Regions from separate parts of the Homo sapiens genome. Here region 1 is linked to region 2. The links are chromatin loops, found by intact Hi-C in ENCODE. Cell type or tissue: Caco-2. All regions are shown on one strand. Each heading gives the region's core, and the rest is flanking DNA. Links, peaks and the distances in the headings are about the cores only. Region 1 overlaps IREB2 (iron responsive element binding protein 2). Region 2 has its middle 10 kb from the start of SKIC8.

What was found. Hi-C counts contacts between places; a loop is a spot of excess contacts. Peaks named below come from ENCODE experiments on the same cell type or tissue, not always from the same donor. Only the 100,000 strongest peaks of a DNase experiment are listed, where the experiment ranks them.
Region 1: a loop joins it to region 2, with 15 times the contacts of the local background. A loop is called at or near these places in 48 of 110 quality-filtered maps.

Annotation. Positions count from the first base shown.
Region 1 is chr15:78,476,892-78,489,484 of GRCh38, forward strand. It overlaps IREB2 (iron responsive element binding protein 2), which reads left to right. Exons shown (of 22, transcript NM_004136.4): 10 at 1,406-1,506; 11 at 6,427-6,543; 12 at 7,870-8,029; 13 at 8,814-8,949; 14 at 10,842-10,926; 15 at 11,289-11,445; 16 at 11,756-11,880. Among named protein-coding and RNA genes, the nearest start is that of HYKK, 24 kb to the right of the region's middle. In Caco-2, for the core only: a CTCF peak has its summit at 5,688 (motif pointing left); a DNase peak (open chromatin) is centred at 5,640.
Region 2 is chr15:78,303,346-78,315,938 of GRCh38, forward strand. No RefSeq gene overlaps it. Among named protein-coding and RNA genes, the nearest start is that of SKIC8, 10 kb to the left of the region's middle. RefSeq lists an enhancer at 12,403-12,452. In Caco-2, for the core only: a CTCF peak has its summit at 5,247 (motif pointing right); a DNase peak (open chromatin) is centred at 5,266.

The sequences.
Region 1 (12,593 bases), core at 1,926-9,925, 170 kb after region 2:
ACAAAACAAGATATGTTGATATTTCATAAGTCTGCTATTTAAAAAGTAAGATCTCTTTTTTTAATCTCTTTAATGAGGTAATCATTGCTGAGTTACTCATTTCTAAGTATAGATATTTATTTGGAGGATATATTCTAGTATTCTTCAGTGTGCAGGCAGATTATTATGTTAGTTAATCAGACAGCAAAATTGATGAATGGTTATATAGAATCCTGGAGGGAATGATCCCCCCAAGTGCAAAACTTCTGCATTTGAGTTAGTAGAACATTCAAAGTAGAAATGGTTAGAAGTGCCTCGTTCCTTGCATATTAATCTTGAGTTAAGGTTTTAGTGATCCTGTGTAACAAATTATCCTAAAATTTAGTGGCTTGCACAAGCAGTAATTACTAGCTCATGGTTTCAGTGGGGTCGGTAATTCAGACAGGGCACAGTGGGGACAGCTCATCTCTGTTTCATGTCTTGAGCCTCAACTGCAAGATTTGAAAGGAAGGGCCTGCAATCCTGAAGGCTTGTTGTGCTTGCATGTCTAACAGCAAATTATGAGCTGTCAGCTGAGGACTTAGGTAAGTCTATCAGGCAAAACACCCTCATGTGGTTTCTCCGTGTAGTCTGGGCTTGCTCACGTGGTAGATTCTCAAGGGTTAGGAGAAAGAGAAATGTAAATGAATATGTAAATAGTATTTGTTTCTTGTTCATCACTGGAATTCAGTATCCTTACCCCCAAAGATTTCAAAATTCCTTACTGAGGCCAGGCTCAGTGGCTTACAGCTATGATCCTAGCACTTCGGGAGGCTGAGGCGGGAGGATCACATGAGTCCAGGAGTTTAAGACTAGCTTGGGCAACATAGCAAGACCCCCATCTGTACAAGAAAATTAAAAATTAGCCAGGTGTGGCAGTACAGACTTATAGTCCTAGCAACTTGAGAGGCTAAGGCGGGAGAATCACTTGAACCCAGGAGTTCAAAACTGCAGTGGGCTATGATGGCACCACTGTACTCCAGCCTAGGTGACACAGTGAGACCCTGTTTCTAAAAATAATAAATTTATTGGCGGGGTGTGGTGGCTCATACCCATAATTCCAGCCCTTTGGGAGGCCAAGGCAGGAGGATCTCTTGAGGCTGAGAGTTCGAAACCAACCTATTCAAAAAAAACAAGACCCTCCCGCCACCCCATCTGTACAAAACATTTGTAAAAAAAAAAAAAAAAAATTAACCAGGCACGGTGGGGTGCTACTTGGGAGGCTGACATGGGAGGATTGCTTGAGCTCGGGAGGTCAAGGTTGCAGTGAGCTGTGATTGCAGCACTGCGCTCCAGCCTGGGCAACAAAGTGAAACCCTGTCTGAAAAAAATAATAACTAAATAAATTTCTCACTGCATTTTGTTGTTTTGTTCATCTTCGTTTTAGGTTTTAGCAAAGCCAAACTCGAATCAATGGAAACATACCTTAAAGCTGTGAAATTGTTTCGAAATGACCAGAATTCTTCAGGAGAACCTGAATACTCCCAGGTATATGCAGAATAACCCACCTCGTAGCAAAGAGTGTAAATTGTGGTGTAATCCCAGCGCTTTGAAAGGTTGGGGTGGGTTGATTGTTTGAGTTCAAGAGTTTGAGACCAGCCTGGGCAATATGGTAAAACCCTGTCACTGCAAAAAAACTACAAACATTAGCTGGGCATGGCTTGCGCCTGTGGTCCCAAGTACCTGGGAGGCTGAGGTGGGAGGATCACTTGAGCCTGTGGGGCGAAAGAAAGTTGCAGTGAGCTGAGATTGTGCCACTGCACTCTAGACTAGGTAACAGAGTGAGACTTGTGTCAAAAAGGAAAAAAATAATAATAATAAATTCTAGAGTACCTGACCACCTGGGTTTGAATCCCAGCTCTAAGACGTGTTAGCTGTATAACCTTGGGCAATTTATTTAGCCTTTCTGCCTCAGTTTTCTCATCTGTTAGATATGACAATATCTACCTCTAAGGATTCTTAGATATTAAAAACAAATTCATAGAATAGTTCCAGGCACATAGTAAATGCTCAATAAGGGGTAGCTAATCTTTTTGTTTTGCTTTTTGAGACCCAGTCCGGCTCTTTCACCAGACTAGAGTGCAGTGGCACAATCATGGTTCACTGTAGCCTCAACCTCTGTGCTCAAGCTCCCACCTTGCTGGGATTACAGACATGAGCCACCACCATGCTTAACCCCTGTTTTGTTTTAATATTACTATTTTTTTAATATTATTATTTTTTGGACCCTGGGCAGGGTCTCATTTTATTTTACTGCCCAGGCTGGTCTCATACTTCTGGTTTCAGGGGATTCTCTAGTCTTGGCCTCCCAGAGTGCTGGGATTACAGGCATGAGCCACTGGACCTGGCTGAGGGGGTAGCTATCATTATTATTATTATTTAAGTAATGTTATTGTAGCCCAGTGCTTTTGTTTTATTCATTAATTTTACATAGAGTTTTATTATAGTGAATTTTGTAATATCTTATGAAGTCTAGTTGTGGTTTTTGGATTTTTTTTTTTTTTTTGGTAGAGAGAGGATTTTGCCGTGTTGCTTAGGGTGGTCTTAAACTCCTGGCCTCAAGCAATTCCTCCTGCCTTGGCCTCTCAAATTGCTGGGATTACAGGTGTGAACCACCAAGCCCAGCCTATGAAGTCTAATTTTTTAGTGTTTAAAATAATAGTAGTGACTCTTAATTCTTGCTCTAATTTATTTCTACTTTATGATAAGAGTAATATCTCCCTTCAGAATAATCAGTTTCGATGTTATCTGCATCTGGTTTACTTGTGTATTTTGCAAAATTCCGCTATTAAAGGTATACACTATTATGCAGTCTTACTTGTTAGTTTTAAAGATATTTTACAATCTAAGTAAATACTGAAATTATCCAGGAGTAGTGGCATGCTCCCGTGGTTCCACATCCTCAGGAGGCTGAGTAGGGACGATGGCTTGAGCCCAGGAGGTCAAGGCTGCAGTGAGCTGTGGTCATGCCACTGCACTCTAGCCTGGGCAACAGAATGAGACAGTGTCTAAAAAAAAAAAAAAAAATCTGTTGGAAATTTATATCAAAATAGGCAGAATTCACTTCCAGGGAAGCCTTAATTTTAATAAAATTCATTTTCTAGGAGTGTGTCAAGGATTTCTAACAACATGGTTTTACAGTTTTGGTTAACTGTTCATTAAACTCCATGAGGACAGGAACTTTGGTTTGGTATTGTATCCCCAGCTCCTAGAACAATTGCTGGCACATAGTAGATATTCAGTAAACGTGTTAGGTGAATAAATGAATCCATATAGGACCCATAGAAATTGAATTTGTGTGCTACTTTGGGCAAATCTTTTTACTTCTGATCATTTTCCAATCATTTTCACCTCTATTAGATCTAGTGCTTTGTCCATTTTTTTTCCTTGTTCACATTTTTTAAAATCCATAAATGGAAAGAATAAGAACAATGGGAAAACTTTGGTGGTAGAATAAAATGAAATAAATATGCCTGTTAAAAACCCTTGGCCAGGTGCGGTGGCTCACGCCTGTAATCCCAGCACTTTGGGAGGCTGAGGCAGGCAGATCACCTCCTGAGGTCAGGAGTTCACGACCAGCCTAGCCAACATGGTGAAACCCCATCTCTACTAAAAATACAAAAAAATAAATTAGCCAGGTGTGGTGGTGGGGGCCTGTAATCCCAGCTACTCAGGAGGCTGAGGCATGAGAATCGCTTGAACCCAGAAGGCGGAGGTTGCAGTGAGCTGAGATGACACCACTACATTTCAGCCTGGGCAACAGAATGAGACTGTCTTAAAAAAAAAAAAAAAAAAAATGTCTGGCCGGGCGTGGTGGCTCACGCCTGTAATCCTAGCACTTTGGGAGGCCCGCACTTTGGGAGGCCGAAACAGGCAAATCATGAGGTCAGGAGGTCCAGACCATCCTGGGTAACACGGTGAAACCCCATTTCTACTAAAAATACAAAAAATTAGCTGGGCATGGTGGCATGCGCCTGTAGTCCCAGCTACTCAGGAGGCTGAGGCAGGAGAATTGCTTGAACCTGGGAGACAGAGGTTGCAATGAGCTGAGATGGCACCACTGTATTCCAGCCTGGGCAACAGAGCGAGACTCTGTCTCAAAAAAAAAAAAAAATTTCCCAGCAGACCAGGTGTGGTGGCTTATGCCTGTAATTACAACCCTTTGGGAGGCCAAGGCAAGAGGATTACTTAAGGCCAGAAGTTCAGGACTAGCATCATAAGCAAGGCCCTGTCCCTAGAGAAAGGGGATGGATGGCCCGAGCCCCTGAGTTTGAAGCTGCAGTGAGCTATGATCGAGTCAATGCACTCCAGCCTTGAGCGATAGCAAGACCCACCCATGCTGGAGTGCAGTGGCGTGATCACGGCTCACTGCAACCTCCATTTCCTGGGTTGAAGTGATTCTCCTGCCTCAGCCTCCTGAGTAGCTAGGATTACAGACATGCGCCACCATGCCCGGCTTTTTTTTTTGAGAGAATCTCGCTCTGTCACCAGGCTGGAGTGCAGTGACACGATCTTGGCTCACTCCAAGCTCTGCCTCCCAGGTTCATGCCATTCTCCTGCCTCAGCCTCCCAGGTAGCTGAGACTACAGGTGCCCGCCACCACACCTCGCTAATTTTTTTTTTTTTTTTGTATTTTTAATAGAGACGGGGTTTCACCGTGTTAGCCAGGATGGTCTCGATCTCCTGACCTCATGATCCGCCTGCCTCGGCCTCCCAAAGTGCAGGGATTACAGGCCTGAGCCACCGCGCCCGGCCTATTTTTTGTATTTTTAGTAGAGATGGGGTTTCACCGTGTTGGCCAGGATGGTCTCAAACTCTTGACCTCAAGTGATCCACCCGCCTCAGCCTCTCAAATTGCTGGGATACAGACATGAGCCGCCGCGCCCGGCCCAAGACCCTGTCTCTTAAGAAAAAAACAAAAAACAAACCTGACCATGTAAAGAAATAAAACTAAAATCATTAGGATGTTGATTTCAAGAGAAACTTCTTAAATGGATATTTATGGGCAAAGACTAGGATCGCCTGAATCCATTAAATGAAAGTATAAGTAAGCCAGGTGTGGTTATTCTTGCGTGTAATCCCAGCACTTTGGGAGGCTGAGGCGGGAGGATTGCTTGAGCTCAGGACCAGCCTGGGCAACATAGTGAGACCTCACCTCTGCTAAAATTCACTTAGCCAGGCGTGGTGGCGCATGCCTGTAGTCCCAGCTACTTGTGGGGCTAAGGCGGGAGGATCACTTGAGCCCAGGAGGTTGAGGCTGCATTTAGTCCTGACTGTGCCACTGCGCTCCAGCCTGGGCAACAGAGTGAGACCCTTTCACAATAAAAATAATAATAATAATAAATAAATACAGTGTAAGTAGTTGGATCAGTCAGAATAAACAGGGATATAAAATAATGTTGAAAGCCATGATGAAAAGTTTCAAGATGGTTATATTCACATAAAATGCATGAAGGAAACGATAGAAATGCCAGAAGAAATAAATAGGAATCTAGTTGGAAGTGGGATTTTTAACAAAAAATACGTTTCTTAACCAAGGAATAGAACCCTGAGTTGCAGCAGGCTGGCCAGTGAAACCCTCTGGAACAGGAAAAAGAACGCTTTCTCTGCTGTGTCCCTTCAGCACCCTCTAGTGACCAGTCTTCACATTCTTCACATCATGTGTGCTGACAAAGGAGAAATGTTTACTAACCGTTTACCTCTGTGATCACAGAGCGGGCAGGAGGGTAGATTTGGAGCTCAGAGGCAATAAGTTGATAGCTGGCATAGGCATCTATTTTATCATTGGACATCTGTTAAGACAGTGTTTATCTTTGTGGGAAAAAACACTTGGGAAACCAGGTTTTTTTTTTTTTTGAGACGGAGTCTCGCTGTGTTACCCAGGCTGGAGTGCAGTGGCGCGATCTTGGCTCACTGCAAGCTCCGCCTCCTGGGTTCACGCCATTCCCCTGCCTCAGCCTCCCGAGTAGCTGGGACTACAGGCGCCCACCACCACGCCCGGCTAATTTTTTAGTAGAGACGAGGTTTCACTGTGTTAGCCATGATGGTCTTGATCTCCTGACCTCGTGACCTGCCCACCTCGGCCTCCCAGAGTGCTGGGATTACAGGTGTGAGCCACCGCGCCCGGCCCCAGATTTTGTATATGCAGTACAATTGGTGTTGTGGTAGTTTAATTGCATACTGATCTACTAGTCTTGATTTTAGCAAATTTTCATGTTTCGTACATTTAAATGTGCTTGTTTTAAAATCTTTATTTCTTGGGGTTGAGGGTGTATTATACTATTAAAATAAATTGCATTAAAATAAATACGAATATACTTACTCTGCTTTAGAAAGTAATGCTTCAATTGGAATCTGTCGTAAGGAATTAATTCTAATTCCTTGTTCTTTCTCTTTCTCATTTCTTAGGTGATCCAGATTAATCTGAATTCAATAGTTCCATCTGTTAGTGGTCCAAAAAGACCTCAGGATAGAGTTGCTGTGACAGATATGAAAAGCGATTTCCAGGCTTGCTTAAATGAAAAGGTAGGTTACTTTATTCTTATCCGTGTTTTTCAACCCGCTTTGTGCTAAGTAGTAAAGAACCAACAAGGTGACCCATAAACTCAATTCACTGCTATGTTTTATATATTATGGCACACACCAGCAGCCCCCTTATTTTCCTTCTGTCTAATGTGCAAGTCAGTCATTAGGTAAGCTTGTTCCCAGTTCCATTGTGAGGATCAGAGATTGATTGTGTCTATTTAAATTAAAATTATATACAATTTAAAATTGAGTTTCTTAGTCACAGTAGTCTCATTTTTAAATGCTGAATACATATGGGTCTTGTATTGATGAACAGCATAGATAATTGAATAGTTACATCATCACAGAAACTTTTTTTTTTTTTTTTGAGACAGAGTCTCACTTTGTTGCCCAAGCTGGAGTGCAGTGGCACAATCTCGGCTCACTGCAACCTCCCCCCTCCCGGGCTCAAGCGATTCTCCTGCCTCAGCCCCCAAAGTAGTTGGAATTACAGGAGTCTACCATCATTCCTGGGTAATTTTTGTATTTTTAGTAGAGACAGGGTTTCACCATGTTGGCCAGACTGGTCTTCAACTCCTGACCTCAAGTGATCTGCCCACCTCAGCCTCCCAACAGTGCTGGGATTATAGCCATGAGCCACCGCACCTGGCCTACAGTCATAAAATTTGGTAAATGTGACCGAGTAGCAAGTGGTCTCTGGCTTTTGAGGGTTTGTATTTTCTGTCTGAGAATCACAGTTTTAGTCTTGTCACTTTCTCTATTCTGAGATCTCTAGTACTTGGCTTTCCTTTCAGAGCCTTTCTTTTTATGATTTCTTGACTTTTTGTTCAGAAAGTGTTAAACTTGTACAAAAACAAAATAGTCCACTGAATTGCCATGTACCTGTCAATTAGCTTCAATAATTAGCAACTCATAGCCAATCTTGTTTCAGCTATGCTACACTCACACACATAGGATCCCTTTGGAGGAAATCTTCGGGGTCATTTTAACAGAAAAAAATTTCTGCCATCTCTTGAGAATTACTATAAACAGGGATGATTAAGAACAACAAAGCCAAATGAGATCTGGATTCTGGGTGGTAGGCTGGACTCGCTTAGTAGATAAAAGTTTTGCTTGTGAACATCACCAGACTCCTGTCGTGCCCATGCAGATTTATGCTTCAGCTGAATTACAACTACTGAATGTTATGGGCCTTTAGCATCACTCACAAAAAGGATTTTTAATGTTAAATCATCAAATGTCCGGTATCTGCTATGTTTTCTGCCAGTCTTTTATTCTGTACATACCCAGAATATTTAGTTTATATTTTTGTGGAAATTTGTATAGGTTGGATTTAAAGGCTTCCAAATTGCAGCTGAAAAACAAAAGGATATTGTCTCCATTCATTATGAAGGAAGTGAATATAAGCTGTCTCATGGATCAGTGGTCATTGCTGCAGTTATCAGTTGTACCAATAATTGCAATCCATCTGTCATGCTTGCTGCAGGTGGGTTGTGGTTTATGGCCATACTTTTTCTTTTTCCTTAATTATTGTTGGCTTTTCTGTTATTGTAACTTTGTTTCTTAGATGATGCATGAGTGTCTACATTTGATATTGAGAGACTTTCTAGTATTTTAGTTAGGTCTTAAGGAGCCTGAGTTTGATTTATGTTGTTTTTATTACACCGAAGGTAAATTTACTGTTTACTATAACTTACCTGTCAATTAATTTTAGGTTGTATCTGCTTCTCTTGTTAATTTAGAACTATAGTTAATTAGCAGGTATTTCTTGATTATCTAGAAGTTAACCATAACAGTGTGGTAGATTTCATTAAAAGTTATAAAAGTAGTAAAAGATCATTGTCTTGGCAAGGATTGTAAATGAAATTAATTTGTATGCCCATTGGAACAATTCCTTAGTTGTATAAAACCATGTATAATGTGTTACATTGCTCTTATTGTAATTATGACTTTAAAATGGTTTGCTTTAGAAAAAAGAAGAAAGAGAAAAAATGGTTTTGTTAACATGTACTTATATATGTGCACCTTTTGTTTACTCTGTGTGAATGATGTCAGCCTGTATCTTAATAATTTTCAACATAAAGGCTGTAATTTTAAATTTGTTGTAAATGAAGCAAATCAGTAGAATAAAGTGGACAAAATAATGACAGTAAGTTTATGAATTCATACTTTAATCTGTTAAATAAATTACTTCTCACTTTTTACTTTAATATGGGTGAGAGAGGGAAAGAAACATTGCCATAATAAATCATTGTTTGTTGGCTGTGCAGGTCTTTTGGCTAAAAAGGCTGTTGAAGCTGGTCTGCGTGTTAAACCTTATATAAGAACAAGTTTATCTCCAGGCAGTGGGATGGTTACACATTACCTCAGTTCAAGTGGAGTATTACCATATCTAAGTAAGCTTGGGTAAGTAACAGCTATCGCACTTCATATTGATATTGGTGTTCAGTAGGTACTGAAGCTGCTTGTTTGTGCCTTTCATATACAAAGAGAAGATAGAAAAAATATGCTTTAGTTTTACTTGCTACCTTGCCATTACCATACAATTTTTGATGCCTTATCACTCAGGAAACACTTATTGGGCATATCAAATGAGCAAAGCACCAGGTTGGATACACAGAAGTAGGAGATGTGGTCTTAGCTTCAAGATACTTAGTTGGGAAGACAAGACAAACAAGTACAACCAAATAACAGTTACAGTGTAAGAAACGATACCAAGTATGCACAATTTCTGTGAGTTGTGTAGGTCAGTTCAAAAAAGAAAGAAATCTTATAGTTTGCATTTATTAACTGAAAATTGTCTTAATTTTAGTTTTATGAGGTTATTGGGTCTATAATACATAAGTTTAAATTGTCCCTGAACTTTGGAGAAAGTAACTTATGTTTTTTGGGCTGGGCGCGGTGGCTCACGCCTGTAATCCCAGCACTTGGGGAGGCCGAGGCAGGCAAATCATGAGGCCAGGAGTTTGAGACCAGCCTGGCCAATATGGTGAAACCCCGTCTCCACAAAAAATACCAAAATTAGCCAGGCGTGGTGACGCACACCCATAGTCCCAGCTACTCAGGAGGCTGAGGCAGAAGAATTGCTTTAACCTGGGAAGCGGAGGTTGCAGTGAACCCAGATCGTGCCGCTGCACTCCAGCCTGGGCGACAGAGCGAGACTCCATCTCAAAAAGAAAAAAAAAAAAGTAACCTATGTTTTTTATGTAATCCAAAACAATTGATGCTAGTTGTGTGGGGATTTTTTGGTTTTGAGACAGTGTCTTGCTCTATTGCCCACACTGGAGTGCAGTGGTGCAATCACAGCTCATTGCAGCCTCGACCTCCTAGGCTCAATCAGTCTTCCTACCTCAGCCTCCTGAGTGGCTGGGACCGCAGGTGTGCACCACCACACCCAGCTAATTTTTATGTTTTTAGCAGAGACAGAGTTTCACTGTGTTGGCCAGGCTCGTCTCAAACTTGTTCCCTTAAGTGATCGGCTCGTCTTGGCCCCCGAAAGTGTTGGGATTACAGGCCTGAGCCACCACACCCAGCCTAGTTATATTTTCGGTGTGTATTTTGGAACATATGAGTCATCAATTCCATTGCAAAACTGATAAATTTTAGACTTTTTTGCTTTTAGAATAGCATCTGAAAGTAATTTAGAGGACTGTGCCTGTAATCTTTTGGTTATATTATCTTGGATTTATTGTCAGAGACTCTTCTTGGGTTTAACTGGTTGATAATTGAGAGATTACTCCTATCAGAGTGCCCAATTACAATCAATGCCTCTTTTGGGACCTTTGGTCAGGTTATTATAGCCAGGTCCTCTTTACATTTTAAACTCTTGGATGGAAGTACAGTATCAATTATTTTAAAAGGTCATGTTATATTCCTAGCAAGTAGTATTTGGGGGAATTCTCTTGTACAGTGATAAGTGCTATTAAGGCTCTTCAAAGGTTTGCATTCACCTTTGAGACCAGCCTGAGCATTTTTATTTTTTATTTTACAAAAAATAAAAAAATTAGCTGGGCCTGGTGGCGAGCGCCTGTGGCCCCAGCTACTTAGGAGGCCAAGGAGCAGGATTGCTTGAGCCCAGGAGGTTAAGGCTGCAGTGAGCTGGTTCAAATAGCATGCCTGAGAGTTAGACTTGATTGCTCAGAATCTTCTGAGGTGAATATATTGATGAAGGTTAATCCATGTGTCATGAATAGTCTTTTAAGTAATCTTATTACAGTGATAGAAATACAAGATAAGACTTGTCCTTTCTCTATAAATGTTGTGATGTGCTATTCAGTCACTTTTTTTTTGAAATGCAGATTTGAAATCGTTGGCTATGGATGTTCAATTTGTGTGGGAAATACAGCACCCTTATCAGACGCAGTTTTAAATGCAGTAAAACAGGTAAAATGTGTGGATTGGCAAGACATCTAAATGATTTTCTTAACTATGTTTTGTTACTAAATTATAGAAAATATATATTGATGTGTTTATATTTCTGTAAACTCTGCACCTCTTGGCAATAGTAACCTGTGAATCTTTAAATGATTCAATGAATCATTTGTAGATCCTTGAAATAATTCCTTCATAATACAAGGAATTGATTTAGTTTATTTGCAAGATGCATAGTTCTATATTTAAAAATTAGTAATATGTTTTTTGGTTAATCTCGCCCTCAGACTTTAAGATTGCTTATATATGATTATCCAGATTTGTACCATCTCTAGAATTGAATTTATTTGTTTGTGTGTTTGTGTTTTTTTCAGGGTGATTTGGTTACCTGTGGAATTTTATCTGGAAACAAAAATTTTGAAGGTCGTCTTTGTGATTGTGTTCGTGCCAATTATCTTGCCTCTCCACCCTTAGTGGTAGCTTATGCCATAGCAGGCACAGTGAATATAGATTTCCAGACAGAACCTTTAGGTATCTTTTCCTTTATGTATATGTATACCTACACATACTTTTCCCAATGGAAGTCGTTATATTTTTGAAATGTTTCTTAGACCATCTATTCTTTGAATTATTTCAGGAAGACGTATGATAATGTATAGTTATTAATTTCTGTGTTTATGTGAAGAAAATAAAATGTACAGGTAATTAGTTCTTCCAGCCGCTTAAGCCTGAAGCACCCTGTTGAATCATTTACTTGATTTCCATGATATGTCTTTGAAAAGGTATGAACATTTTCAGAGTTATTTTTTTACTGAGTATCATGTTCAAAAATTTTAACCAGGTACTGACCCCACCGGCAAGAACATTTACCTGCATGATATTTGGCCTAGTCGAGAAGAAGTTCATCGAGTAGAGGAAGAACATGTTATACTATCCATGTTTAAAGCATTAAAAGATAAAATAGAAGTAAGAGTCTTATGTGTTTCTTAAATAGTTTAATCAATTTGCAGTGTTCTTTTATTTCATATATCTTCTGAATAGAATAAAAATTAAAATTACATTATTTTGAATACAGTTTTTAATGTGTAATAGTAAGTTTGTATCTGGAATCTGTAGTTAAAAAGAAAATGGCGGCTGGGCACAGTGGCTCACGCCTGTAATCCCGACACTTTGGGAGGCTGAAGCAGGTTGATCACGTGAGGTCCGGAGCTCAAGACCAGCCTGACCAACATGGAGAAACCGCATCTCTACTAAAAATACAAAACAATTAGCCAGGCTTGGTGGCGCATGCCTGTAATCCCAGCTACTCAGGAGGCTGAGGCAGGAGAATCACTTGAACCTGGGAGGCGGAGGTTGCGGTGATCCGAGATCGCGCCACTGCACTCCAGCCTGGGCAACAAGAGTGCAACTCTGTCTCAAAAAAAAAAAAAAAAGAAAGAAAATGTCTTAGAGGATCAGAATTCATTAGTGTTGATTGGATGATCTGTGCAGCAAACCACCATGGCACACATTTACCTATGTAACAAACCTGCACATCCCGCATATGTACCCCAGAAGTTAAAATAACAGTTGAGGGGGGAAAAGAAAGAATTGATTAGGTGTTCAGAATACATCATTGAACAAAACACAAAATTCTCCTGGGGAGAGGCAAATAAGCTGTAAAGAGAATAATTAGCTAA
Region 2 (12,593 bases), core at 2,018-10,017:
ACCTAGACACAAAAGAGAGCATTCATGCAAGATATGCTACTCCTTGATATAATAATGCATACAGTTCAAAATGTTTACCCTTTTTTTTTTTTTTTTTTTGAGACAGAGTCTCGCTCTGTCGCCCAGGCTGGAGTGCAGTGACGCGATCCCGGCACACTGCAAGCTCCGCCTCCTGGGTTCACGCCATTCTCCTGCCTCAGCCTCCTGAGTAGCTGGGACTGCAGGCCCCCGCGACCACGCCCGGCTAATTTTCTTTTGTGTTTTTTTTAGTAGAGACGGGGTTTCACTGTGTTAGCCAGGATGGTCTCGATCTCCTGACCTCGTGATCCACCTGCCTTGGCCTCCCGAAGTGCTGGGATTACAGGCGTGAGCCACCGCGCCCGGCCACTGTTTACACTATTGTTGCAGTAGCTGCTGCCATCACCGGGCTGCGGCAGGGAGGCACAGCTGGGGCTGCATGCTGGTGGATGCCTCCCCCTTCTGAGTTGGGGAGAGCTCCCCAGGTGCTGCTGCAGCCGCCCAAACAGCAGTTGCAGATCCAGGCCTCCTGCTTTACGGAGCAGGCAGGGTCGCCACCCTCCTGGGCGGGGCTACAACTGCCCAAACAGCGGCTGTGGATCCGAGCCTCCCGGTGCTCTTGGAGGGGGCTGGGAGCAGGCAAGATCTGCCCTCCTAGGTGCAGGACCCAGAGGGTCTCTGCAGCCTGCACCCTCGTGGACCCCAGAAAGGACCCCACCGCACCCCGTCGCTAGGGGGTGTCTGTTCCTGCTGCCTGGCCTCTCTCTGCTGCCGCCCCTGCTCTGATCATGGAGCAGGGCTTGGGGCCAAGCCCCAGGGGCCATGAATGACAGTAGGAGGCAGATCGATTCCTGGGCAGAAGGGGGTAGGTCTCCAGTAAGGCCCCACCTTCAGGTCAGGGAGGGACTGAAGACTGGGGACCAGGCTGCCAGTCCCACAGACCTGAGTGGGAGCTTGTGGTGCCTCCTCCAGGCTCACCCATGGCCGCCCATGGGCCAGTCAGCACACACTTCCTCCCTTCTGAGGTCCATAAAAGCCCTGGGCTCAGCCAAACTGCAGGAGAGGATGGAGAGACAGCGGGAAGAGTAGCTGTAGAAAGGAGCTACCCTCTCTGCCAGAGCTGCAGAGACCTGCAGAGCCTTTCAAAGGACCTGCGGAGAGGAGGCCCCCCTCCTCCTGTAGAGACTTCCAAATGACCTGAGGAGAGGATCCCCCAGAACAGCCTCCTTCTCCAGGAGCACCCCCCGCCAGGATCCCCTAGAGCAGTCCCCCTCTCCAGGGTTGGGTCTTCTCTCTGCTGAGAGCAGCCCCCCTCTACAGGGTGAGGTCTTCTTTTTGCTGAGAGCAGCTCCCCTCTCCAGGGTTGGGTCTTCTTTCTGCTGAGAGCAGCAGGTGGCAGGATAACCAGTGGGCAGAGGGGGAGCTACCCTCTCCAGGCCTCCTGTCTGCTGAGAGCTGAACACTCCATGGGATGACTTGCTCAGAGGAGCTACCCACTGCGGGTCTTCTCTGAGCTGCTTAACACTCAGTAAGTTCTTCGAGTACCTCATTATTCCTGGACACAGGACAAGAACTCAGGCAAAGGCGCTCCCAGGAAGAAAATCAATACCTCCCACACCCGTCCAAAGATCCCGTAACACTACCATTACATCTGAGGCTTTCTGCAACTACAAGGGGGTGGTGGAAAGCTTGGCCCTCAGTATCAACATCAAGAAAGCAGCTACCACCGTCTCTGCCTGTTCTCTTTTTGCATTTTTTTCTTTCATTTTTCTTAATCACCTCTGCTATTGCTGCTGCTTAGCAAAACTGGTAAAAACAAAATTGTAATCACTGATGCATCACCCAGATAATCCTCAAATTCCTGCCAGGGAATCCTCTCAGATTCTCTCCAGCGTGCTGTAAAAACCACCGAAGTCATTTGGGCCAGTGCTGGCAGCAGCCCTCCTGAGTCTGAGTTCCCACTCAAAGGTCATGAGATCACAGAACAGCCAGGTGGGGCAGAATAATGTTTTCAAGTACATAAGAACAAGCCACATAGGATTACAAAGGAAACCAATTATATCAAAGTAGTTATCAAAATATTTGTGAAACAGTAGTATATGTGCTTTATTAATGCAGCATGTCTAATATCTTCTGTTATTTTATTTTTGAGACAGGGTCTCGCTCTGTCACCCAGGCTGGAGTGCAGTGGCGCAATCACTGCTCACTGCAGCCTCAATCTTCCAGGCTTAAGCGATCCTCCCGCTTCAGCCTCCCAAGTAGCTGGGACTACAGGCATGTGCCACCATGCCCGGCTAATTTTTGTAATTTTTTTTTTTTTGGTAGAGAAGAGGTTTTGCCATGTTGCCCAGGCTAGTCTCAAACTCCTGGGCTCAGGTGATCTGCCCACTTCAGCCTCCCAAAGTACTGGGATTACAGGCATGAGCCATGGCTCCCAGCCTGTTCTGTAATTTTAAAGTAGCAGTGAGCATAAACAATATTTAGAATTACTTGCAACAGCTGCAATGTGATACGAAAATATTTGTGATTTGTATTGGTGACAAAGTCACAGGTACTACTAATACTCCTAGATTTATTGCATACATTTATAATTAAAGAAGATATTAAATTCCAGTTACAGTTTAAGGGAAATAAAGATATAATTATTTTCCTATCAAAGTTCACAGATCCACGGAATGCCCATTGTAAAGCAAATCTGGAGAGACTTGCCATTGTATGTGACATTTAAACATCTGTAATTAGAGTTCTGGTCTTCCAGGTCAGGAGGAAATGAAAAGATTTTAGAATAAGATAGGTAAACATCCAGGCTAATGATGAAGTAGCTCCAAGATGTAAGGGCTGCCCTGAAAAGCTCTACAATTCATAAAGAGGCCAAGGTTGGGAGGCCCCCTCTAAGGCTGCAGCCCCACAGGGACATAATTGTTCCCTGAGTCATTCACTGCCTTTCCAACTAGCCCTGCATAGAGCAGACCCACAGAGAGGCTCAAGCAGGAAGAATGATACTAGGCCACAGTGTCCCAGGACTTACCCCTATACTTCTCCTCTCCACTCAGTCACAGGTCCAAGCATTTCTGAATGAAGAAGAACCTCACAGATCTATCTCATACCTCTCTCCCTCTATACAACCCCACCATGGGATCATCCAGCCTCTGTTTGAATACCTCCAAGGACAGGGAGCTCACTACCTCCTTGGGAGGAAGAGCTGCCTCCGCCCCAGTTCCGGGAAGGCTTACTTGACTTCCCGGGAAAGACATGAATCAGCAGGTCTGGAGAGGGGTGCAGGCAAAAGTCCTGCTCTCTGCTCAGCACAGGGAGAAGGAGAGGGAGGTCCATGGGCCACATCTGCCCTGTGTAGAGCTCTCAAGGCTCTCCTCAGAACCCCAGCTGGCAGAGTCTGATGTCAGGGACCCCACCTGCCCTTTCTGATGTTTATCCCAGGTTTCCTCTCTGGACCCCACAGCTGACACCCGACTCTCCTTCTTCCTAGTCCCCCTCTTCCCTCCCCTCCTGCGGGCCACAGTGTCTCATGTGGTGCCCCTCTCCTTCTACAGATGCCACCCTCACTCTGCCCCACAAGCTTCCCCGCTTTCATCAAGCAGCACCTCCTTCTCTCCTCCATGCCCCACCAGATAGGCCCCAGGCGCTTTTTGTTTCCAGTTTTGGCACAAAGGGGTTAAACAACTTGGCCTCTAGAGCACAATGCCTGGGCTCAATCTTGGCTGCTCCACCCAAGGCTCTGGTAAATTATGTAACCCCACTGGGATATCACTAAAATGGGGATAATACTAGAACTTTCCTTTTAGGGCTGATATGAGGATTAATAGAGTTAAAATATGTAAAATGCTTAGAACAGTGCCTGGCACAAGGAAAACACTCAATAAATGCCAGCTAGGATTACTCTTACAATTGCCATTCTGGGACGTCTCAAACATACAGCCCACTGTTAGGGAAGGCCCTGAAAGCCCCCAGGTCTCTTTTCCTCACTAGCTTGCCAGATGGCTAAGGGTATTTACATCTCTGAAGTTTATAGCCAGGGCAACTTCCAGACTTCACCCAGCAATCAGCCACTCTGAGCATTTCCTCACAAGGAAACTTCTAGAAAGTTATGCCTCCTCTTTTCTAAAGCAGTGACCACATGTACCTATTATTAAAAATTTATTACTGGCTGGGCACGGTGGCTCATGCCTGTAATGCCAGCACTTTGGGAGGCCGAAGCAGGTGGATCACTTGAGCTCATAAGTCTGAGACTAGCCTGGGCAACATGATGAAACCCCTCCCTGCAAAAATGTAAAAAAGGTTAGCTAGGTGTGGTGGCACATGCCTGTGGTCCCAGCCACTCAGCAGGCTAAGGTAGGAGGATCTATTAAGCCCGGAGGCAGAGGCTGCAGTGAGCTGAGATGGTGCCACTGCACTCCAGCCTGGGTGACAGAGCAAGACCCTCTCTCACGAAAAAAATAAATTAATTAATTAAAAACAAAAAATTATCACCATGCATTCTCCTGTGTGTACATTATTTATAAATATATATGTATTTATACTACTATAATATTTATGTACATTATAAAACAAATATAAAAATAGAAGAGGGACAAGATAAAAATAAATATCAGAAGATCTAATATTTTCTTCCTATACTCCAGACGGTCTTGCTCACTGTCTGGGGTATACACATTCCACTTTGGAGACACTAATGTCTTCAAATTTTAATTTTGGTTTCAAACACTGGGAGAGCTGTGATGGTGGATGTATGGACTGGGCCACGCCCTGAGAAATAACTCTCGCTAGTGCTACGGAGGAGGGAGTCACCCTGTTTCACACAGAGAAGGAAACTGACCCTGAGAAAGGCGAAGTGGCTTCTGCAGGGTCATTCAGCCAGCAAGGCAGAGTAAGGATGGAAACCCATGCTGAATTGGGTGTAGCTGATTTTTTTGTTCATAATTCCACAGTATTAGGGAGGGAAAGCGGGGAAACAGGAGCTCACAGGAAAGAAAGGGGTATGGAGAGGGTGAGGGCAGGACAATTATGGGGCCAGAGGCGGGAGTCTGGATTCAAATCCAAACCCACAAGGACACATCACTCCTTTCTTCAGCTGGTCCATGGATACTGAATCAGGGAACCTCTTGGAACTGGCTTCCTACCCTGCAATCAGGGTCCTTGACAGTCCCCAGTCGGGAACACAGACCACCACAGTGGAGCCACTAGCCAGGGGCTTTACCACGGCTGGCCAGAGGATGGCAGTCACTGCCTACGCATGCCCACTTGGCTGGCGCCGCTGATGGAGTAGCAAGTACCTGCCCTCCTGGGCTCCTCCAGACTCCGGAGGCAGTGAATTCCTGCTCTTGAATCATTATGGGACCCCTCGTAAAGGCATCTTAGACCTCAACTTCCTCATCTTGAAAACAAAATTGTTAACACCATGGTCTCAATCCCTAGTGGTTTTCAAAAGTGTGGTTCCCAGACCACAGTTGTAGATTCTGGAAGTGAGATCCCCAAGGGAGTTACAGCAGAAGGAAGAAGCCAGGGAGAGAGCATCCTGCCCAGAAGCAGCTGAGGCCTCCCATCCTCTGCACATACCTGACTGAGGGGCTGCATCCTGCGAGCATGGCCTGGGGGACTAAGTTCTTTGCACCCAGCAACTGTTCAGGGTGGGGTTTCAATTCGCTTCACCAGCTGCTGACCAGCGGTTGGTGGTCACCTTCAGTACTTGGCTATTCTGCCAGGATCCACCAACTGGACCTTTTTGGGGCCAGGCTGGGGATACTCAAAGGAGTTAGATGAAATCCCTGCCCTCAAGGAGCTCACAATGACTCTTTCTCACCAGGACTCTAAGCCATCTTCAACCAAGATCGACTTTCCAGCGGAAAAGCCCTAGCTCCTCTGATTCTCCCTACATAAGAGGTGTAGGAATTATGTATCCCCATTTTATAGAAAAGTTGGCACAGGGAGAGCACGTGGTTAATCCAGAGCACCTGGTAAAGCTGTGGTGGAGTAGGGAGCAGAACTCAGACCCCTTGAGTCCTCATGCAGCCTGACTCTCTGCTCTGAGCAGGCTGTGGGCATGGCCCAGAGACCGGATGGGCCAATCCAGGGCCTGAGTCCCTCCGCTGTGCCCACATCCTTCAAAACTGGGCAGGAACCAGGAGTAGACTCACCCCACACTGGGGGACTGAGTCATACCTCTCGGGGACCCAAAGTGCAACCGAAGGGAATCAGGTCCTATGTGTGGAGAGGGGACAGGGACCGTGAAGCCCAGCTGTGTATGAAATTCTGCTGTAGTTGGGGATCATGCCATCACTTTCTGGACATCGTTGGCATTTACCTATTCACATAGGAGGCAGCAAAGTCAGGCCAAAAAAGATGGCTGCCAAGGCACTTGAGAGTGTAGGAGGGTGAGCCAAGGAGGCCAGGGTGGTGGGCCTGCCAGGAGGAGGCTGTAAGCCTCTGAAGGGTGGCAGGAATTGGGTATGGAAGCTGTGAGCTAGTGCCACTGTCTGCAATGAATGAGATAGAAGAGATTGGTAGGTGAGCATGATGACGAAGGAAAAGGAGGTGGGGTCTTAGTCTGTTTTGTGCTGCTATAACAGAATACCTGAGACTGGGTAATTTATTATTATCATTATTTATTATTATTCTCTCTCCTAGGCTGGAGTGCAGTGGTATGATCTCAGCTCACCGCAACCTCCGCCTCCCGGGTTCAAGCGATTCTCCTGCCTCAGCTTCCCCAGTAGCTGGAATTACAGGTGTGGGCCATCATACCCAGCTAATTTTTGTATTTTTAGTAGAGATGGGGTTTCACCATGTTGGCCAGGCTGGTCTTGAACTCCTGACCTCAGATGATCCGCCCACCTTGGCTTCCCAAAGTGCTGGGATTACAGGCCTGAGCCACCGTGCCTGGCCAAGACTGGGTAATTTAGAAAGAAAAGAAATTTCTTTTCTCACAGTTCTGAAGGCTGGGAAGTCCAAGATCAAGTTACTGGTGTCTTATAAGGCCCTTCTTACTGTGTCATTCCATGGCAGAAGGCAGAAGGGCAAGGAAGGGAGAGGGAGAGACAGGGTGATGGGGGAAGGCGAGGAGAGACAGAGACAGAGAGAGAGAGAGAGAGTGCAAGAGGGGCTGAACTTGTCCTTTTATAAGGAACCCACTCCCACTATAACAGCATGAATCCATTCATGAGGGTGGCATCCTCACGGCCTAATCAGCTCTTAAAAGTTCCACCTCTAACACTGTCACTTTGGGGATTAAGTTTCCAACACACGAACTTTGGGGGACACATTCAAACATAGCCAGGGGTCTGCCTGGATGGTGAGAGTCTCAAAGGGGCAGAAGGAGGAGAATCAGGGGTTCATGGTGTGCTGGTAGGTGTTTAACAACAGGCTCTTCAGAGAAAAACCCTAAACCTGGCTTATAGCATTTGCTGATTTCCATAGTGTAAATACAGCTCCCATGGGCTATTTCTTTTATTTTTGAAATGGAGTCTCACTCTGTTGCCCAGGCCCAGGCTGGAGTGCAGTGGAGCTATCTTGACTCACTGCAACCTCTGCCTCCTGGGTTCAAGTGATTCTCCTGCCTCCCGAGTAGCTGGGATTACAGGCACCTGCCACCATGCCCCATGGGCTATTTCACGCCACGGACAGGAAGTTGCTGACCAATATGTACAATCTGCTCTGGTAAGCTGGTATGTACCAGCTCCAGCATCCCCTTGAGTGGTTCTGTTATGTTGCTGGGGGTGTCAGTCTCAATCCAGGTGTGCACACCTGCAGTGTCCCCTCCAGAGGCTGCCAGGAACCGCTGTCCTCTACAGAGAGCCAGCTGTGGTGACAGCAAGGTTGGAATAAGGGACCGTGAAAGAGCTGAAAATATAGGGATTTTTATTTACAAAGTTGGTGGTGGGGTTGGGGGGAGGTCAAAGGATTGAGAGCCAGGTGGGAAAGGCAGGACTGCAGGGAAGTGCTGACCCAGAGGGGCCTGCACTTGGGAGGCAAGGGGGCAAAAGGAGCTCTAGGAAGAGAACTCACCGCCGTGAGGTTTCCAAAAGAACCTGGAAATCCCTTCCTGCCACAGGTTAAGCCCAGGATCTCTTGCCAGGGTGAACAGGTGCTGGCCCCAAGCTGGTAAGCTTGGGAAAGTCCCAGGACTCCTGTATCGAATGCACTTCTGAAGGACAAAGGGAATTCAAGAAGCCAAAGGTAGCTTTAGAACAGCCTCACCACAAAGCTCCTTCCACACACTGCCCTTAACTCAGAGAGAGAGCTGAGGTCCAGGCCCCCCATTAGATGTGAGTCTCCAGTGCATCCTGGTGCCAGAGCTGGCATATCCAGGTGAAAGCACTGCTTTTACTCCTTGACTGCCATTGCACTAAAATTAATAGCAGAAGAATGAAAGCATGTGGAGACCTTGCTGTGCAGTTACGCCCAAAGTGCCCCTGGAGGCCGAGGGGCTTAGCAGCCAGAACACGGAACCTCACATCAGGAGCCATTACTGTTATTGTCACTGTTGATATCATTCCTAGTTTTGATCATTAAGTGTGTGCCAGGCATGAAGCTGGCAAGTCACCCAGATGGCCTCAGGAACCATCTCTGGCTCTGAAAGGGAGACTCTCTAGCCTGCCTCTGCCTGAACCCTCTCTGGACCTCAGTTTCCCTAGCTGTCTGTCCCGTGAGTCCATTGGCTCTGGGACTCCTTCAGTTTTTGTTTTGAGACAGAGTCTTGCTCTGTCACCCAGGCTGGAGTGCAGTGGCGTGATCACTGTCACTGCAGCTCAAACTCCAGGGCTCAAGCGACCCTCCCACCTCAGCCTCCTGAGTAGCTGAGACTACAGGTGTGCACCACCATGCCTGGCTAATTTATTTTATTTTTATTTTTGTAGAGATAGGGTCTCCCTGTGTTGCCCGGGCTTGTCTCAAACACCTGACCTCAAGTGAGCCTCCCGCCTCGGCCTCCCAAAGTGCTGGGATTACAGGCGTGAGACACCACGCCCAGCCTCCTTCCAGTTTTGACCTTCTGATCCACTTCAGCTGTTCTTGACCATGGTGTCCTTCCCACTGACTTGTCACATTAGCTGTGAGCTGCCTGTGTCACACGCGATGAAGCTGACTACTGCATAGGACAGCTTATGTGCATCACGTCACATCTTCTCAGCCTCTTCTCTCTTAGTACAGCCACTACCCTGGGGTCCGTTCTGCACAAGTTTCAACCAGCTCTGCCCAAGCGTGAGCTGACAGCACCTCCCCTCCCCCAGTCTCCACCTCTATCTTCCTGCCCTGGGAATCACTCCACATTCACCCAGAAGAATTGTTGCCTGTGGGACAGCCTTGACCAATGGGAGATTGAAGCTGATGAGTAAATATTTCCCCCTTTGGCCCCTGAGGGACAGTTCTGAGATGCTTGACACAGGCCCTTCAGCGCTGGTGGCCAACTCAGCAGTGCATCCTTGATCTGGCTTTTGCTTCTTCCTTTGTTCCGCCCCTGCCCCTCACTCCTGCTCTCTGGGATTGAATTCCTAAGACAGCTCCCTGCTTGGGGTCTTTGTCTCAGGCTCTGCTTTAGGGGGAATCCAGGCTAAGACAGTTTCCAAGCACCCATGATTGCAAATAATCCACTGTTTTGATAAATTCGGCCAATTTTTTTTTTTTGGTGTGCAAATAAAGTTCTCATTCCCTTGCCTTCAGAGATGATTTCTTGAGGGGTGAGAAGGGGTGTGGAATAGGGACACTCCAAAGAGCCTTTTGCAGCCGTCGGGAGAAGGCCAGGAACCAGGGGACCTGTTGGAGGCTGGGAGGTCAGTGAGGGGCCTGTGCTGGGTGGGCTGGGGTGTCTGTGGGAACTCATCACATTGGTGTAGGGGGTAACTGCTATTGGGGGTGTCTTGTGCCTGAAGAACTGAGTTATTCTCTGAGCAAAGCTCTAGATGTAAAGAAACTGACCCAGATCCTCCACGGACTTCAATTCCAGGCTCCTGCCAAATCAGTGGGGAACGGGAAACCAAGTAATAGAGGCCCCTAGACTGCAGAATATCCGCTCTGAGCACTCAGTCAGGAGGACAGGGATCCTGCCGAGCTGAGGTCCTAGAGGAGAGGCAGTGTTTCGGGGGGATGAGGAGGTCATACTCCACGGAATGGCTAAAAAATAGCAGCATCCTTGGCCTGCAGAGACCGGGGAGGCAGAGGCGGGGTGGGTGCTGGGCCTGCTGGGCAGACCTCAGTCAGGCTATGCTGGTCCGAGGGAATGCATATAGTCTCTGACCTCGAACGGGGCCAGGCTCTAGGGACAGGCCACAGAGAAGCACCTGGACTCATAGGAAGAAGGGTCTTTCTCACAGGTTGAACCATGCCACAGGAGTAGGGGCTGCCTTGGAGGTATAAGCCTCCAGTCCCAGGGGATGTACAAGCCACAGCTGGACAGCCAAATGCAGGGCAGGCAGAGTGGGCCCCAGCAGCACAGTGTGGTGCCCCAGCCGCCCCTCAACACCAGCCTGCTCCTGTTGCTGAGCTGTGGTCGGGAGGACTGCAGAAGACTGAAGGAATCTTCGAACCAGGACAGCTCCAATGCTGGACTCCTTCACCCTCCGATATCTACCCAACCCACAACAGGATCTCCGCCCTGTACCTCCCCACTCTCAGCAACCAGATCTTGGGGGCTTCTGCTGTGCACAACTCTAAGATCCAGGCAGCATCCTATGGGCTTTTCAGGGCTGTGGGCTGGCGTGAGGCCCTCCTCTCTGGCCTCAATGCTCACACTCCTTATGATCTGCCTCCTCTCCCATCAAACAATGTCCCTCCTTTGTGAATCTCCAAATCCAGGTGGCCATCCAATGCCCTGGGAATCCTTCTCCGAGGCCCCAGCCCTCAGCCATCTCAGTCCGGGGTTCTTCACGGGCTCTTTCTATGCTCCTCCTGTCGGGTCCTGGAGTGGAGATGGACAAAGCCACTCTGAGAGGAAGGAGGGGGAGCCTCAGGATTAGATGCACTCGGGTGACAGACTAGCGGGGTCTCTAGATGCTGAAGGGAGGTGACCCAGCCCCATGACCTAGCTCCAGGACATGTAACTAGAAAGGGGCTCTGGGGAGCAGGGCAGAGCAGGCTGGGCTCCGGGCCCAGGGCTGTTGAAATTTCCATGACCACCAGATTAAGGCCACCTGGGTGAGGCTACTCCTACAGGAGGAGCCAAAGGGACCCAGTTGTGGGAGGGGCTGGAGGTAGAGATTCAGAAGGGGAATGGAGGGTCTTCAGCAAGACCTGCGGGGAGGTGGGCTGTTTCCCTCTGCGCTGTGCCTCTCTCCAGGGGCCAAGGGGCCTGGTGGCTAATGGGCCTCCCCACTCGGGACCCACTTTGACCTGCGCTTCCTGGCTGAACCTGGGCCTCTGGAATTCTCTGTCTGTTCTCTGGTCCCCTCTTATCCTTGTCCCTAAGCCAGGAGCATGCCCCGAGGTTGGGTTCTAACCTGGGCTCAGCCACTTGTAAGAAAAGTAACTTTAGCTATTGAAACTCTGTTTTCTTATCTGTATTTTTAAAAATTTTAGTTTTTATTTATTTTGTAGAGACAGGGTCTCACTGTGTTGCCCAGGCTGGTCTTGGACTTCTGGCCTAAAGCGATCCTCCCACCTTGACTTTCCAAAGTGCTAGGGTTACAGGTGTGAGCCACGTGCCCAGCCTCACCTGTAAAATGAAGACAATTTCTTCTTGGGTCTGTTACGAAGATTAATAAGACAAGGACTCAGCAGCACTTAGCGCAGTGCTTGGCTTACAGAGAGTGCTTGATAAACGGGAGCGAATAGTGATAGGATCATTGCTTCCTGTTTTGAGTCTTTCATTCTGCTGAAAGGTAAGGTCTCAGGGAAGGACATGGCTGACCTAAGATCCCCAAGAGGGCCAGGGCAGAGTGGGGATGTGAGCCTAGTCCCCAGATGCCCACTCCCATCCACAGCCTTCTGTGTCTCTAGTACTGTGCTCTGGCTTTCCGTGAGTGGCCAGCTATGGCTTCCTGGCTGCTGGCACTCCTTCCATCCTTTCTGCCACTCTTCCTGCTCTGTGTCTGCATTTTAAAGGGGGCTTTAGGCTGGCTCAGTGGCTCATGTCTGTAATCCCAGAACTTTGGGAGACTGAGGCAGAAGGATTGCTTGAGGTCAGGAGTTCAACACCAGCCTGGGCAACATAGCAAGACCCTGTCTCTATAAAAAATAAGAAAATTAGCCAGGCATGGTGGTATGCACCTGTGGTCCCAGCTATTTGGGAGGCTGAGGCAGGAGTTTGAGGCTGCTGTGAGCCATGATTTTGCCACTGCTCTCCAGCCTGGGTGACAAGGCAAGATCCTGTTTCTAAAAAAATAAAAAAGGAGGGGGGTCATCAGTGTTTTCACCAGGGCCAGGCTCAGGCTCTGTGGGAGAACAGGGGCTGAGGACTCTCCCCCTGACCCCTAGAAGCCCTGCCACGAGGGTGGGGAGGACCTACGACTAGGCAGTCAGAGCCCTCTGCAGCACTCAGGGGCTTGGCCACAAGAGGGAGGGAAAGGGCTTGGCAGAGTAGTCAGGAGACCTAGGTTCCAGCCTTACCTCCACCACCTATGTGCTGTGTGCTT